2 separate regions of the Homo sapiens genome follow, and region 2 is linked to region 1. A link is an interaction called in ENCODE POLR2A ChIA-PET data of the cell type or tissue named here. Cell type or tissue: CD4-positive, alpha-beta T cell. All regions are shown on one strand. Links, peaks and the distances in the headings refer to the core of each region. The heading gives the core; the rest is flanking DNA.

Region 1 (8,339 bases), core at 62-8,061:
GGATTTCCTTTGGAGGAAGAAGACTTATGGCACAACCACCCCCATATTCAAAAATTGAGAATCTGAGAATTGCAAGATTATCTTTCTCAAGTGTACTGGGATGGAAAAAAATTGAGAACCCCAACACTCTAAATCATTCATTTTACATATGAGGAAACTGAGACTCAGAGAGGTGACATATAGCAGATAAGTGGTAAACCCAAGCTTGCATATGGGTCTAGAACAGTACTTTTCAAACATTAATATGCAAACACATCACCTTGGACCTTGTTAAAAAGCAGATTCTGATTCGGTAAGTATGGAGCAGGGCTGAAATCCTGCATTTTTAACAAGTGCACAGATGGTGTTGCTGCTGCTGCACTTTGAGTAACAACATTCTAGAACATTCACTCAGCTTTTGGCACTTTCCACTGTCCTTAAAATTTGTATTCTTTCATCAAGAAAATGGAGAATATGTAAAAGTTTGACAGATAAGCATCTGAACATTAACGTGCCTGGTATGTAATAGTAAAGGAAGATGTGAATGGTAATGGAGATACAGAGGAGGGAGCAGAGGGACTCATCCAGAGACCAAACACTTTCCTGGCTTTGCAAGGTAATCATTGCTTTCAAAACTCAGAGGAATTTTGGTAAAGACCAGTGGAGAGCATATGAATGACTCTCAAGCTGTCTAGTTGCTCATGTAATCTGCTTAGGGCTGCAGGTTAAGAACCTCTCCCTGTCTAGAAAGGATAAATTGACCTTCTTTCTCTGTAATGTTATGGAGTGTAATTTTCTAATAGGTAACAACTGGGGAAAGAACATTGAAATTCACTGGCAAGGCATGGAAGTGACCAGCAAACAGACATCTTGGTCTCTGTCTGCTTTGATGTAGTGCAGCACAAAGACAATTGAATATGCAAGGTACTTCCAGATTTGGGCCCTGTTCCTGGCTCCACTATTAATTTTATTTGCAGTCTTGAATAGGTCACTTAATCTTTCTATGATAAATTTATCAAAAGAGCTTACTGATAACTACCATATGGGTTGAGATCTATTTAAAATACAAAAAGTATTAATCTATTAATAATTAATACTAGTGGATCAATAAAATAGGAAGACTGAGTCAAGGAGTCTCAGTAAATTGGATTGTACCCTAGACCCTACACCCTGAAACATTTAGGTACGGAAGATCCAGCAATCGATTCTCAAATAAGTGTCCTCAGTTAACAATTCCTAGCTGTCATTTGGGCCCTTTCTGTGTCAGATATCAGTTTTGACTCTGAGGTTCCATCTCTCTGAGGAAATTCGCACAATACCAGTTAGGGAGACATACTGTGTGTTTCCCAATGTCACTGCCCGCATGTTCAATGTCCCTGTATAGCAGGAGGCACTGTGGCTCCCTCTCTTCTCTCCAGTTATCTAGAGCCCCATAAGAATTATGTCACTGTGTATATGTGTGTGTGTGATTGCGCACATAGGTGTGTGTTTGTCAGAGAAAGGGAAGAAATGGGGGTATTGAAATCTAAAGGTAAGAATAAAAAAAAGACAGAAGATATTGAATCACAAACTGAAATTTACCCTTGGATATCAACACTTTTTGTGTTTTTGTGAATACAATACCTATTTATTGACTGGAATGAACCCAAGTCAGTTTTGAAAGGGCCTCTAATTATTGGAAAACTCCTAAGCCTGTCCCAGCATCAACCCATGTTCTCCTAACTTCTTTGCACCTGGGTTGCTGTTCTGAGCTTATGACGGTGAGATTAGGCAGCATGAGGGTATTACAGAGAGATAAGTCAGGATGCAAAGATCCTTTTGTCTTTTGCAAAGAAGGCAGCTGGGCAGCTGATAGGAACAACATTCAGCTCCGTGAGTACTTCTGAACTTCTGGTGAATTTGAGCAGGATAATTGAAGGGCTTTGGGGGGTTGATCAGGTTCCAAAAGAAAAATTGCAGAAGAAAACATGTTGGACCTGTGGGCCTGGGCTGTGGCTGGGGATGAAAATGGGAAAGAACATGAAGGAGATACATGCAGACCTTCTTGTTATGCCATGGGACAAGCAAATAAGTGAAACTTGATTATTACAAGGTCACTGCAAAACTTGATTACTGAATTCATTTAGAAGGAGCCCAATAGTGACCTCCCTGTTTGCAGCTTCATAGTAAACAGTTTTCTGAAGAAGGAGGAATCTGTGGCACTAAATAACCACAGAGAAAACAGTTCTTTACTCCCAGGATGTGCCTGCAAACTTGGCCCAGGATGGTGTGAGTGTGAGGAAAAGGAGAAGGGGAGCTGAGAGCATGAGAATGACCACAGGGCAGGGCAGGTGGCTGAGCCTTCTCCCTTTGAGGTCAAGTGTTTGTTCCATTCTGAAGCAGGGTGCTGGCTGGAATTTTGGTAATTTTTTTTTTATGGCTTTGGTTTGGGTCTTGCTTTGCTTTTCAAATTATTGATTTTCTCTGCCTCAGCAGGACCCTGGGTGATATTTATGGGCTCAACCCCAGCAGTACTTCCCTTCCCAGCTCCTTCCTGCCTCTTTCTTTGTCCACCAACAATGGACTGGTCTACCTGTCTATAGCTTTGCTGAGAAAAAGAGAACTGGAAGTGTAAGGTGATAACAGCAGCATCAGAGAGCTGTCTCAGGAACCTCCTAAAACTGCTTTTCAGAGGATCATCCTCTGTCACTATATAGAGCTGGGCTTTGCTGTATAAAGAAACAGAAGATGATTTTTTGCTTTATACAAATCTTTAACTTTGTTAAGTTGACCCTAATCCCAGTCCCCTAAAAAAGTATGCCTTGAAATATTACTTTGCTGCATCCACTTATTTCTGCAGAAAAACAGTTTGTAATCTTCAAAAGGGGAAGGGCTAACATTGCTTTAAATACAGGAAAATGTTCTGGCTCACAAAAGAATAAATTGCCTAATGCTTTTGGAGGAAAAAATATGAAACTTCTTTCAGCTAAAATCAAGTCTGATAATACATTTAAGGTTACTCAGCTCCAGATGCCCTTAGAATTTCTAGAAAGGTGTGGTCAGCATGAGGTTAGCCTTTGGTGATGTTTATGGACAACAGGACTGGCTTCCAATGCAGGAAAAGGTCAGAGGTGTTCTACCCTTCCTAAAGGTTTTGCAGAGAGAATTGGAGGGTAAATCTATGACAGAAACTGCATAGGGATTAGTCGACTGTTCCGGTTACCTAGTGCAAATCCTGAGCACCATTAGGATCAAGGGATTAACCTGGCAACTGTTATGTAACTCTTTCTGAGGAGGCTTCTTTCATATAATGCATCATACTCAGACATGAACACTTTCTAAGCCTAGAGGTGTAACTTCAAAATTATGTAAAAATGCAAAAGAAACTTGCAAGAAAAAAGGGGATGTATCATTGGGGAATATGGATGTCACGTGTGATTTTTAAATTCTTCGGGGTTGCTGTTGGGGTGTCAAAGGAATTCAAGGAAAGCTTCTTAAGACAGAATTTTAAGACCAGAAATAAGTTAACAGTCGGGGTGTTTGAAGGAAGCAGAGAATTACCCAGCGAGGGCAGATGATAATTGCCCCTCTGGTGTATGGCAAGGGCCCTTCAGCAGTTGGCCCAGAGGAAGGAGGTGCAGAGTCCAGGTGAACAAGTGTCATAACCACAGATTTGTTTGCATGGCTTTCTTTTCTCTCAGAAGGTCTAGCATATATTTGCCCTTTTTGAACACTTTGTACCACTCTACTTATATTGTCTTCCTAAAATTTCCCCATAACTCTAAAAGGAAGGTCTTGTTTGATTCATTTTATAGATGGAATAAGACCCACAGAGGATTATGAAATTTATCCTAAGTCACGTAGCCAGTTCTGTGGAGTAGGAACTTAAAACTATATCAGTTTGATTCTAAAGAGTGTACTCTCTACCGTGTTACCATCAAAGGACAATTTGACAAATGAGGGTCACTTTAGGCCCTTACATTATAGAACTCTGGATCCAACTCAATTGGATCTTATTAGGGCTGCCAGATAAAAATGAAGGATGCCAGTTCAATTTGAATTCCAGAAAAAAAATGACTTTTTAAAGTATAAATATGTACCATGAAACAGCTGAGATATACTTTACTAAAAAAAATTATTTCTTTGTAATTCAAATTGAACTGGGTGTCTTGTAATTTTTTTTTTTTTGGCTTAATCTGGCAATTCTAACCCTAATAGATTCTTTAGATGAGAGAAAAGAAACTTTTTGATTTCTTCTACCTTGAAAATCCTGGGCAGTTCAAAAACCTTGATCTGAGAGCAATTCTCTAGCTGCCCTCTGTGACTCTGGCAGGGCTGGGATGTGTCAGTTACTGGTGGTCCACTCTGAGCACAGCGCAGATCTTGGCTGCTCACCAGCTATTCCCAGGGTCCCAACCACACTTGGGACAGACACAAGGTTTGCCTGTCTACCGGGGGTAGAGAGGGCCCACAGAACGGGAACTGAATTTAGTGAGCAGAGGAACTGGCAGTGCATTTCCTAAAGCCTGAAAGCTAATGACTTCTCTGTGCTCTGATGGAGAAGTCAAAGGGTCAGGATCTCATGACCAAGGTTTACAGTATTTGTTCAATTTCTTTTGTTTTTTTTTTTTGTTTTTTTTTTTTGGAGACGGGGTCTTGCCCTGTCGCCCAGGCTGGAGTGCAGTGGCACAATCTCAGCTCACTGCAAACTCCACCTCCTGGGTTCACACCATTCTCCTGCCTCAGCCTCCCAAGTAGCTGGGACTACAGGTGCCCGCCACCACACCTGGCTAATCTTTTGTATTTTTAGTAGAGATGGGGTTTCACCGTGTTAGCCAGGATGGTCTTGATCTCCTGACCTCGTGATCCGCCCGCCTCGGCCTCCCAAAGTGCTGGGATTACAGGCGTGAGCCACCGTGCCTGGCCTGTTCAATTTCTAAATTAATTTATTAACTCATTTGACAAATATAATATATATGGCATGATTACTGTACACCATGCACTGTTGTAGGTTCTGAGACTGGAAGGACAGCCTCATGAAGCTAGTCCAGTAGGGGATAAAGGAAGGAATCACAGCATGAGCAGGTGGTCCAGGGTCCTGGCCAATCTCACCATCCCTGGTACTGGCAAGGGTAATAATTTAGTAATAATCAGAATTTAAATAAGAGAAAAATCTTGGAGGCGAGGATAATAATTGCAACCCAATTGTCAAGGAAATAAGAAAACAGTATGGACTGGAAGTTATAGAATATGAGGTTTCAGGAATATGCAGTGTGGCCAGTAAAGAGAGTCATTGTTAGCACGAGCCAAAGACTGTCAGGGAGGTTTGCAGTTAACAGTATTAGCATAGGCTGGTGTGATGGGTCATGCCTGTAAACCTAGCACTTCGGGAGGCTGAGGCGGGAGGGTCACTTGAGCCCAGGAGTTTGAGGCTGTAGTGAGCTATGATTGCAATTGCACCACTGCACTACAGCCTGGCTGATGGAGCAAGAACTTGTCTCTCTTAAAAAAAAAGAAAAAAGAATATTAGCATAAATCTGCAATGGGTGAAATAAGGAATCTTATGGAGACAAAGCCCCCACACACTAGTTTTTATAGAGGAGACTGTCTCAGGGTAAGAGGCAAAAGCAATTTGGAGTTCTCTGGGGCTTTTCAGGATCTTCCTTCCAAGAGCAAGTTTTGTTAACTCTTACGAAAGAAAGGAAGAAAGAAAATAACGTCATCCAAAATGACACATTAATTGCTTAAATTTATCTTTTTCAATAATTTTCTTTGATTTGTATTTGAAGAATGGCAATGTGCATTTCTGTAGCCAAATTAAAGTCTGAGAACACCATATTGGATAGGTCCGTGGTGTGGATAGAAGAAGGCATTGAAGATTTGTGAAAAGTGGGGGCTGAAGAACCTTATGTCTCGACGTAGAGTTGAAGCACAAACGTATTACTTAATTATCCTTCATTAACTTCTGTATGTGCGTGTGTATTAAGATGTGTTGAATATATTCATGGGTGTTGGTATTCCTGCTTCAGAGGTCCTCCTGTCCAGACAACTACACTGTCATCTCCCAGAACTAAGAGAGAAGTTTCTGGTTCATGTGAGGATTAAACAAAATAATCCTATCTTAAACTATAAGGACATGAAGGACTATAAAAAAACAGAGGCCATAAAAAATGCTCAATAAACATTTAGAGTCAGGTTATTTTACAGCTGGATGGAAGAATATGTAAAGCTTAAAGAAATTGCAGATGCTGTAAAAGACTATAGATATCACTGAGTCCATTTTCCTCTCTTCGTAACTGACAGAACTGGTAGTCACAGAGAAGTACAGCATCATAATAAATTCACGTAGAATGCTTGTGGCAAATCTATTTTATTTATTTATTTTTAAATTTTAATTTGTTATACCTAATGTGAAGCTTTAATTTAATTTATTTATTTAAAAATTGTTTTCAGTGGCAGATCCATGGGAACAGCATAGCTACCTAGATTTCTGAGTTTTAAAATCTATCAATTGTCCGTTTACACAACTGATAGATTGTGTAAGTAATGTAGCAGAAGGTAAGTTTCCATTCCATTCCATTAAGTGCCTGCATTGATTTATACTCTGTTTTCTTAAAGATCCCTTTTAAAGATGATAACTTCTCCCCTTTTGTGTCAACACAAAATACTGAGCTTTCTTGTTGAAGTACTTTTCTTCTCCAGCCTGAAATAAAGATCTAATAACCAATGGTCCCCATGACTTGAAAGATCTTCTTTTTTTTATCTTTCACTGTCTAAGGAGGCTGAAAGGGAAACATCAGCCGCCCGGGGGGAGTTAAAATGAGTGACAACACTACTCTGCCTGCTCCAGCTTCAAACCAGGGTCCTACCACCCCACGCAAAGGCCCTCCCAAGTTCAAGCAGAGGCAGACTCGCCAATTCAAGAGTAAACCTCCAAAGAAAGGTGTGAAAGGGTAAGACCAAAATGAAAAGAAAAACTTTCTATTACTTTCTTTTTCCCACAAGACTGCTTTTGTTTTGGGAAATTGGTGCTCACAATATTAAACAGACTTACAAAAATTTCCACTCCATCCTCTCTTTTCCTCTGTAACTCCATCTTTGATGAATTGTGTCTTTATCCCTGGAATTCTTTCCTTCTCAACTTCCAGGTCTGTGGCCGAATTTAACATGGCAAATAGAGGCTTTTTACAATAAACTTTGACTTTGCCTTGCAGGCTTTTGATGACCACTCCTCTTTACTGAGACAACCTCTACGTTAATCTGTAACACTGAACCACTGACCATTTCCAGAAAATATAGCTTATATTTATGTCTTCCAATTTTGTATCCTCAGTTCTTTATTTTCCTCTTCCTCTCCTTGGCAAAATCCTATTGATTTTTCAACACACAGATCATATGCTAATTTCTTTTTGAAGCTACTCCTGACTCTCTTTAACAAACTATCATTACTTTCATGTTTGCATTTTGTACATTCAGCTATCATAACTTACATTATATCTTATATTTATTTATTTGTATCTATTCTCCGAGGCTAAGACCACTCAGAAAATTTGTCTGTTTTCTTCTTAACTCTCTGTGCTTAATAAAATGCCTGGTATATAATAGATGCTTAGTTAATGATTTTGAATAAGTAAACAAATGGATGAATTCATCATTTTTAATGCCTTTTGTATTGCTTTCTCATTTCAATTTTTATTATAAAAAGTGAAACTTGACTAAGTTGTCCCACTGATGGTTCTTTCTGACTCTTAATTGTTTTAGGTTAAGTTCCTACAGGAGAGAAATATCTCTCCAGTGGGATACACCAAAACCTGCCTGAGTGACATTTTCTTTGCTCCAGTTCAGGGCAAACTAAAGGAGTTTCTCACATACAAACACTTAAACCTCTCCTTCTTCCCCCTTGAATCAAGAAACTCTCCATGTGAGTGACTCCAAAATTCTTTTGCTCTAATCTCAGCTAATTTCTCCTTTATTCTTTTCCATAGATTTGGAGATGACATTCCAGGAATGGAGGGGCTAGGAACAGGTAAGCCATCCACTGATTTAAGTGAGAACTTCGCACTTGGAGTTCTGCCTTTTTATATACTTCAGGCCTCAAGGGGCAGTTGAAAGTTATGAGAAATACCCAAGGCAGAAGATCTGTGAAGACATAGAAATGTGGGGATTTAATTTACCCTCGAAATAAGTACATGTGTGCCCAGATACAAAAGCCCTAAAAGAAATCAGGGTAGGCCCAAAATTTCATAAACCTTCTTGTTTTGTCAAACAACCTTTGAGGGCATACAATGATAAATTATAGACTTTTATGGTAGAAAGATTTTCATAATTCATCTCCCCAAACTTCATTTTTCAAGGGAGAAATCTGAGACATACAGGAATTG
Region 2 (8,339 bases), core at 159-8,158, 59 kb before region 1:
CAGAGAAAAAATTGCAGATGTTTATAAGATCTGATTTTTTTTTTTTTTTTTGAGACAGAGTCTCTCTCTGTTGCCCAGGCTGGAGTGCAATGGCAGGATCCAGGATCTCGGCTCACTGCAACCTCCACCTCCCAGGTTTAATCGATTCTCCTGCCTCAGCCTGCTGAGTAGCTGGGATTACAAGCCTGCACCACCATGCCCGGCCAATTTTTTTTTTTTTTTTTGTATTTCTTGTTTTTTTTTTTTAAGGAGAGACAGGGTTTCGCCATGTGGGTCAGGCTGGTCTTGAACTCCTGACCTTGTGATCTGCCCGCCTTGGCCTCCCAAAGTGCTGGGATTATAGGCATGAGTCACTGTGCCCTTCTAAAGATCTGATCTTTAATAAATGGGTGAATCTTTACAAATTTCTTCTTTCTGAAGTCCCATTCTTTGGTTATGAGACCCCCGGAGCTACAAAGAACAGGACTGCCTATGAAGAAGACCGGCAAAAGTAACTGGCAGTTATGAAGAACTACAAGATGAGAAGGAAGGATTCACTTCAATATTATACACATACAAATAAGTATATAAAATAATATAATAAAATTGTTATTGAATGTCAGCAAGTAGAAAAATGCATTGTAAAGATGTTAAGACCCATGTGGTCCATTTTGATTATTGTTTTTGAGGGGAACACTTCAAGAAAAATAATTGAAAAATTAGCACAATATCAAACAAAATGTAGCTCATGGGTCCTACTATAGTTTGGGTTCCAACTATTTTAAGCAAGAAAGAGGAAAAGTTGGGAAAGAATGAGGCGAGAAAAACAATGAAGTAAATCAAATGATAAAAACCAAATGATGAGAGTTAGATTGTGAGTATGGGGGAAAGATGGCTAGATAAAGGGGCTTCAGTGCAGCCAGCAAGTGGTTAAAGGCATGGTTTGAGGAGGGCATCTGGAAGCTGTTAAGAATTTCCACAAAGGGTGGGCAAGAAGAAATAGCTTCCATGGCCAGAGGACCTCAGCTGGATATCAGGAAGAATTTCCTGACCGTAAATGTCAAGAGCTCTCGTTTACAGGATCCAAAGGAGCCTTCTGGGATGTGCCTATCTTAGGAATATTTTTCAGCCTCAAGCGAGAAGCTGTTTGGGTGGTTTTCTGCAGCCCTGGGTTGGACTGTGTGACCTCCACAGAATACCTTGGTCTCGTTGCTGAAGGGCACGCCTTACACTGGGGCTTTCACAGTGTGGTTGCCAGCAGCTGACTCCCGCCCAGGGGCTGTGGAGTTTTCCCCACAGAAAGAACAACTGAGCCTTTCACTCCCTGTTCCTCACTTGGACCAGTCCTTAGGTACATCTGTGGTTTTTCAGCTCTTCAGCACTTAGGCACTTTCCTCCTGAGCCAAGGGCCTCCTGGGAACAATGCAGCATCTGTGTGTTGATAGTAACAGCCTATGGGCCAGAGTCACTCAGCCAAGCTCTCCTTTCACCACACAGGAGCTGGATCACACACCTTACCTGCAATAATCCAAGGCTTAGTCAGCCTCAGCCCGTCCCACTGCCAGTGCCCTGCTTCTCCTATCTGCTCCCCAACCTTTCACCTAATTTGCTTCCTAGCTCAGTTGCCACATTTGTTCCAATCCTCATGCAGGATGGTCTCTATTTTCCACCCATCCCACCCACAGAGTGAACAATAACATGTTAGTGGCTTATGGTCTGACACTAAACAGTGGGCACTGCAGAGGGAGGAACATGCTGCTTAGTTGGGCAGCTGGGTATTTACAAAAGGTTTGGCCTGCAAAGAGATGCCAGCCTTTCTCCTATAACATGATTGCCTTTTATTTATTATGCAGGTTGTTGATTTACATAGGGAGTTGGAGATGCTAACCAAGCATGGAGTTTTCACATGGTCTATTTCTGCTGAGTTCAGGGACTTGGAGACAGCCTTTAACTTCTGGCAAAAAGACAATTTCACAAAGGTGTTTAAAACCATCCTTTGGTTTTTGATCCTGAGTCAGAGACGGACATGTGCTTATGAAAGAAGGTAGAGTTTCAACCCTTAGGTAACCTTAAAAGAGCAGGAACTATGTTGTGTGTAAGTCATGTGCAGTATACAAACTTGATATTAAATGACAAATTGGAACAATCTTTCTCTAGGAATGCCTCTCTTTCATAGAGGCATCACAGTGAGTCTCTTAAAGCCTTGATCTAGGTGTGTTACAGATGGGCTTACAGAGTATGAATGCACGATAAGAAGGAAATTGGATAGGGAGTGAGGATATGAAATTTAAAAGAAGGAAGAAGAGAAAACGAGATTTTAAGACAGGAAATGAAGCTCTGTGTGTGTGTGTGTGTGTGCGTGTGTGTGTGCACGCGTGCGTGCGTGTGTGCACGTGCGTGTGTGTGTGGTTGGCAGGCCTAGTGATCCTGTTGTTTAGTGTCTCTGAGATTTGAGTTGTGCCTTTTTACTTTGCATAAAGTAGATACTTGGCCATATGTAGTTCCAAGGAGAAGTCAGAGTTCCACCTTTGGAGTCTTTCCTTCTGATTCACGATTTTCTTTCTGGAAAACATTATAACAATGATATTTAGATTAGTAAACTGAGCTGTTTACTCCTGGAAGTCCTAAATCCTTCTTTAATTTTTATCTCATGAACCCTGTTATATGAAGTTTGATTTGTTGCCCATTAATGCTTTACACTAAATGCTGAAATCCAAAATTCAGCCTCTGAATATGCAAGGCCTTTCCAAACATGCTTTTCTAGTTTGAGTCTCACGATATATCCTAACAAGCATCCTGACTCCGGCCACCATATCCTCATAGACTTTTGCTTTTAATCAAATCTAGTAGAGCCCAAATAATTTTTTTAACTTTAATTTTTTTGCTTTTATCTTTGTTTTTAATTGACACATAATAGTTACGTTTTTATGGGGTACAGAGTGATATTCTATACATGTATACAGCTTGTAATGATCAAATCAGGACAATTAGCATATCCATTGCTTCAAACATTTATCATTTCTTTGTGTTGGAAACATTCAAAATCTACTCTTCTAGCTATTTGAAAATATATAATACATTGTTCTTAATGACAGCCACCCTGTAGTGCTACAGAACACTAGACATTCCTCCTATCTATCTGCACTTGGTATCCATTAACCAACATTTTGCTCTCCTCCCTCTCTGAGCCCAAAGAATTCTTATTCAACTGGAAATAAAAGGGACATAGAAAGAAAACAATTTGCTTTACCTGCAGTCTCACACTTACCAACAATTTTCCACTTAGGAATCCATCACAAAAGTTTTGCACATGCTCTACGGAAACTTCTGCTGTGGGCAGTGTATCCCACTCGTCATCTAGAGTCTGGTAAATTGCCAAAGCTGGCAGTTGAGACTCCTTTAGTTTGAAAAATGATATCACCTTCCCATTTTCTTTCATACCACTGTCCACCAGAATAAAGAGAATCTGCAGTTGGGGAAGTTTGAAAGAAAAAGTTCTATCTGAGGTGACGTCCAGGGATAAAGAGATACCTTGTAATTGTTGCAGCTCACACTGATTGAATTTATGGTCTGCACCATGAAATTGAAATCTTGAGTTAAAATAAATTATTGCAGCTGTAACAAAGAACAAAATCATGTCTTTTGTGGGAACGTGGATGGGGCTGGAGGCTATTATCCTTAGCAAACTAACACAGGAAGAGAAAACCAAATATCACATGTTCCCACTTCTAAGTGGGAGCTAAATGATGAGAACTCCTGAACACAAAGAAGGGAACAACAGACACTGTGGTCTACTTGGGGGGTGGAGGGTGGGAGGAGGGGGAGGAGCAGAAAAGATCACAATTTGGTGCTGGGCTTAATGTGTGGGTGATGAAATCATCTGTACAACGAAGTCCCATAACACAAGTTCAACTACGTAATAAGCCTTCACATGTACCCCTGAACTTAAAAGTTAAAAAAAATGAATTTCCTATTATTTTGTGTTGCTTTGATGTTTTATCCCTTTGACGAGATTGATTTAATTTTAAGAACATAGAATTGGAAATTACTTTAGTGATTACCTAAGAAAGGAAGTATAGCCTAATGGTTAGGAGCAGAGAGCACGTTTTAAATTCTGCCTCTGGTACTCTCTAGTTACGTGAGTTTGGGCACATTACTCAGCCTCTCCGAGACTCAGTTTTCTCATTGGCAAAATGGGCTTTTGGTGGGGGAAATTAAATGAGGTAACGCATTAATATTTTTATTCAGCTTTTGGCCTATAGTAAGTGCTTGATAAATGTAGATTATTTTATATTATTAAATCAAACCTTCAACCCAAAGTAGAAATCTTCTTTATAATATTCTGATCAGATGATTGTCTACTTTCAGTAACACTAAATACTTTCAGTGTTAGAGAACCAACCATCAGAAAGGCGCTTATTTTATTACCAGACAGTTCTCATCATTAGAACAGTCACTAGTTAGGCACAGTAGCCTTGAAGTAGTTGAAGTTTTACTATTTCAGTAATATCAAGCAGAACTCCACAAAGGAGGGGAGGGAAAGAAAGAAATATTCATTGTATATTGAGCAGGCACCAGGTACTTGATAGGTGTTTTATATGAGAAATGAGCCCTGAGGTCTAAATCTCTATGAAATTATGGGAAGGATTAAACAAATGGTGACTTAGAGGTGATTTTGCTTTCAGTCTCTTTGGATCTCTATTTTCTCTCTACTAATCAATGCAGGAAAAAACCCACACTTAATCACTACAGGAAGATATAATTACATATGCCTTTAATATGATAAAATACAACATCTCTAATTTCAAATAATGTGATTTATTATGTCCTACTTCTTGCTTTGCTATCTCCTAACCATAGTTGTTTTCCTTATTTATCTCTGCTTCCTAGCCCCATCTCCCTTTTCCTAGTGTCCTGGAGGTGTGTATGCAATAGGATATTCCCATTCTTGCCTTACCTTCCCCTGGAAGAGCTTGGCTGCCTTCTGGTATCTGTGCATGTTCTCTTCATACTCTGGGGAGGCCTTGTTCATTATCAGGAGGAGATGAATCTGAATTACGCTGTTGAATAACCCAATCACAGTCTGGCAAGTCGAAATGTGTTACAGTAGAGTGAAAGCGAGAAAGAATGCATTAGTACCTGGGAAGGAGTGAATAGGTAGATTGAAACTTAAATGAGAGCTGGCCACTGGTAACACAAATGGAACTAGCTTCCAAGATGGCTCTCAGTTAAGTCTTACCATCTCGTTTTCATGCAACTGTGTAGATCCTTCCTTCCCACCCTGAATGGGGCAGAACTGAGTAACCAAGACAATGTTGCAGAAATGATGGAGTGTGACTTCCAAGGTGAAGTCTTAAAAGACATTATGGTTTCTGCTCTTCTCTCTATCTCTCACTCTGAGGAATACCAGCCCCAGTGTAGGGCACTCAAGCAGTCCTCTGAGGAGAAACGCATGGCCAGGAACTAAGTCCTTCTACTAACAGCCAGCATTGACTTGCTATTCATGTGAGGGAGCCATCTTGGAAGCAGATCCCCAGCTCCAGTTGAGCCTTCAGATGACTGCAGCCCTGACCAATGACTGCAACCTCCCAAGAGACCTCAAACCAGAAGCACCTAGCCCTAGCCACCCCAAATTGGATGACCTGCAGAAACTGCATGAGATTATCAATGTTTTTTATTTGAAACTCCTAAGATTTGGAGTAATCTGTTTTGCAGCAATAGACAACTAATACACTATGTAACATATTAGTCACTTTATTTCAGCCCCCTCTCTTGTTGCAAGACTAGTCAGAGACACTTAAAATGTAGTCTTTGTTTGAGTACATATTAGTAGTTCGTACTTATTGAGTGTTCATTACGTGGAAGGCACTGTCTCCAACTCTTAACAAAGAATAAGTAATTTAATCTTCAAGGTCCCAGTTTTTCAAATGAGGAAATTGAGGCATAGATAGACTAATTCTCCAAGAGTCAAATAAATGGCAGACAGGGATTCACACCAGGTGGTCTAGCTCCAGAGTCCATGCTCTTGATCATCAGGATGGACTGCCTCATGCACAGTGGATAGCAAAACCCCATATAAACAAACTCGATCTCAAATGTGGTTGAACCAATGTACCAAAGGTCAGCAGAAGGTGAGCTCTTCAGGAGACCAGAAGCATTGACCTTGTTTTGCTGATTAGAGATGGTGATTTTTCCATGAAGTTGTCAATGACTTAGAGGAGTGGAACAGCCACCAGTCAGACAGAGGAGAAGAAAAAGAGGGGAATCCATGGCACTGGTTCCCTTCATTTCACTGTCCTGAAATAATGCTGCGAGTCTACTTCAAACCAATCTCATCTCTTTTCACCTCTCCTAAATTCAGAAAGCATTGCTACAAAACTAGTGTGTACACAGGAAGAGAGAGAACATGGTGGGTTAACAAATCTTTGGTCAGAGTCTTAGGAGGATGGGGAAGGGCACAGCTAGGTAGAATTCTTCCTGATTTTTTACACAAGTTTGTAAAGATTCTCCAGCTCTTTTGGCTGCCTACAATATGTAGGCAAGGAGGGCCCAGTAGGTCCTTTCCTAAAGATTTCTCCGTGGAGTTTAAAATCAAGTTTTAGATTTTTCATTTGGGAGATTGGATGACACATGATTTACTCTTGTTTTACTAAATCCTGCTACTTAAATTTAGAGCATTCATTCACTATTCTAACACTGAGATGGAGGATAATTCCTGGGAAGAGTAAAGAAATAAAAGCTAAGATGTCAAAAGGTACAGTTATCTTGGCAGAAGGGATTGACCATAGCCGAATGGATTCATTTAATCCTAACAGACACCTTGACGCCAAGTACTGAGTGTGTGCATTAAAAGTGCGTGGCAGGTCAGGTGCATGGCTGGGATTTTCTGCCCAGTTGCTACTGGTGCAAACCTTTGCACCAGAAGCAGATGAGAAACAGCTATAGTAGAATGGGCAGTTCTCCAAATGAGAAAAATATTACTTTCAGGAAATAAAAAAAGTAACAATACAGATTGAACTTGCTTCTTTAAAGAAATTCTTACTGAATTTTCTCTTGATATAATCTGCCTTCACTAATAATATGGAACTTAAAAAAGATACGTCATTGCTCTGCGAAATGAGAGACAGATCAGGCATAAGAAACCAGGAAGGTTAGTGCATGCCCCTGCCTTAGCTAGCTTGCAAAATGCCACAACACGGAGGCCATAGCCCAGGGACCATAAGATCATCTTTTCTGGCCCCACATGCAGAAGAACACCTTTTTGATTATTACTGCCAATACCCCAGGGGCATATGTGTTTGGAGCCTTAGCAGAAGTGGAAATAGAGTCACCAACTCCACAGAGATAAAGATGGTGTGAGAGGTAGGCCAGATTTTAGTCCACAAGAAAAGGGGTGTTTCCTGTTGAAGGCAGTGTAGGGCAATAGACAACCACAGGATTCAGTCACAGGCACCAGTCATAAAAAAGCAAGGGCAACTACATAGGCTGTCTCTGAAGCTTGAATTACTAGCCATAGGGCTTTGAAGAAGTTACTTAAATTTTCTGAACTCCCATTTACTCTACTGTAAAATGGAAGTTGGCAAAATGTGCTAATGCATCAGTTACATTTTGTCCCTTAAATTATGCCTTTTCTATTTACTCATGATGTGACTTTGAATAATGTTATCAGTTGGATCTTGAATGTTCTCCTCTATAAAATGGACACAATAATTTCCTCTCTTCTACCTCAAAAAAAATCAATATGAGGATTGAATGAAAAAATGAGGATGAAAGGGCTCTGTAAGTTCTCAAAAATCATACCATGCATGTAAAGAACTGGTATTGGAGAATAGAAGGTACAGCATTTTGAGCTGATGTAGATCACTAGAAATTAATACCCTGTAAGGTTCTGTAATCTATGTCAGGGAAAATAAAGGATGGGACACATAAGATAATTCTGTAGACTGTTATAGTCTATAGAAAGTGTTAGAAGTCCATTTGGTGATCAGGACAGGTGGAGCACCACCTTTACTCAGATTGCATGCAGCATGCAACACCAGAGGAAGACACACCAGGAGAGAAGGCTGAGGCATGGTGAGGGTGTAGGCACTTGCTAGTCAAAGCATGGTTTGCAGCTGCTGCCAGACCAGGAACTGTTTGTTACTGGTCTGCAAGGAGGTACATACAGAAAATGAAATGGTTGTTTAGAAACAATTACAGAAACTTTACATTCCTGTGACATCCAAATATGTGATCAGTGAGCTTCATTTAAAATTTTTTTGTTTGTCTTTCATTTATTCTTATTTTATTTTAGGCACACACCATCATACCTGGCTAATTTTAAAAGTTTTTGGTAGAGACAAGGTCTCGCTATGTTGCCC

The links. ChIA-PET counts read pairs that join two places held together with the same protein. Peaks named below come from ENCODE experiments on the same cell type or tissue, not always from the same donor. Only the 100,000 strongest peaks of a DNase experiment are listed, where the experiment ranks them.
Region 2: POLR2A ChIA-PET joins it to region 1 with 15 read pairs; 5 of 35 experiments call an interaction of 5 or more read pairs at or near these places.

Annotation. Positions count from the first base shown.
Region 1 is chr12:14,971,236-14,979,574 of GRCh38, forward strand. PDE6H (phosphodiesterase 6H) reads left to right here and starts at 1,807. Exons shown (of 4, transcript NM_006205.3): 1 at 1,807-1,851; 2 at 6,737-6,911; 3 at 7,944-7,984. The coding sequence starts at 6,778. In CD4-positive, alpha-beta T cell, for the core only: no CTCF peak of the experiment used is centred there; no DNase peak of the experiment used is centred there.
Region 2 is chr12:14,912,242-14,920,580 of GRCh38, forward strand. It overlaps ERP27 (endoplasmic reticulum protein 27), which reads right to left. Exons shown (of 7, transcript NM_152321.4): 5 at 4,937-5,062; 6 at 3,248-3,445; 7 at 1,798-2,541. The coding sequence ends at 2,494. Among named protein-coding and RNA genes, the nearest start is that of ERP27, 22 kb to the right of the region's middle. In CD4-positive, alpha-beta T cell, for the core only: no CTCF peak of the experiment used is centred there; no DNase peak of the experiment used is centred there.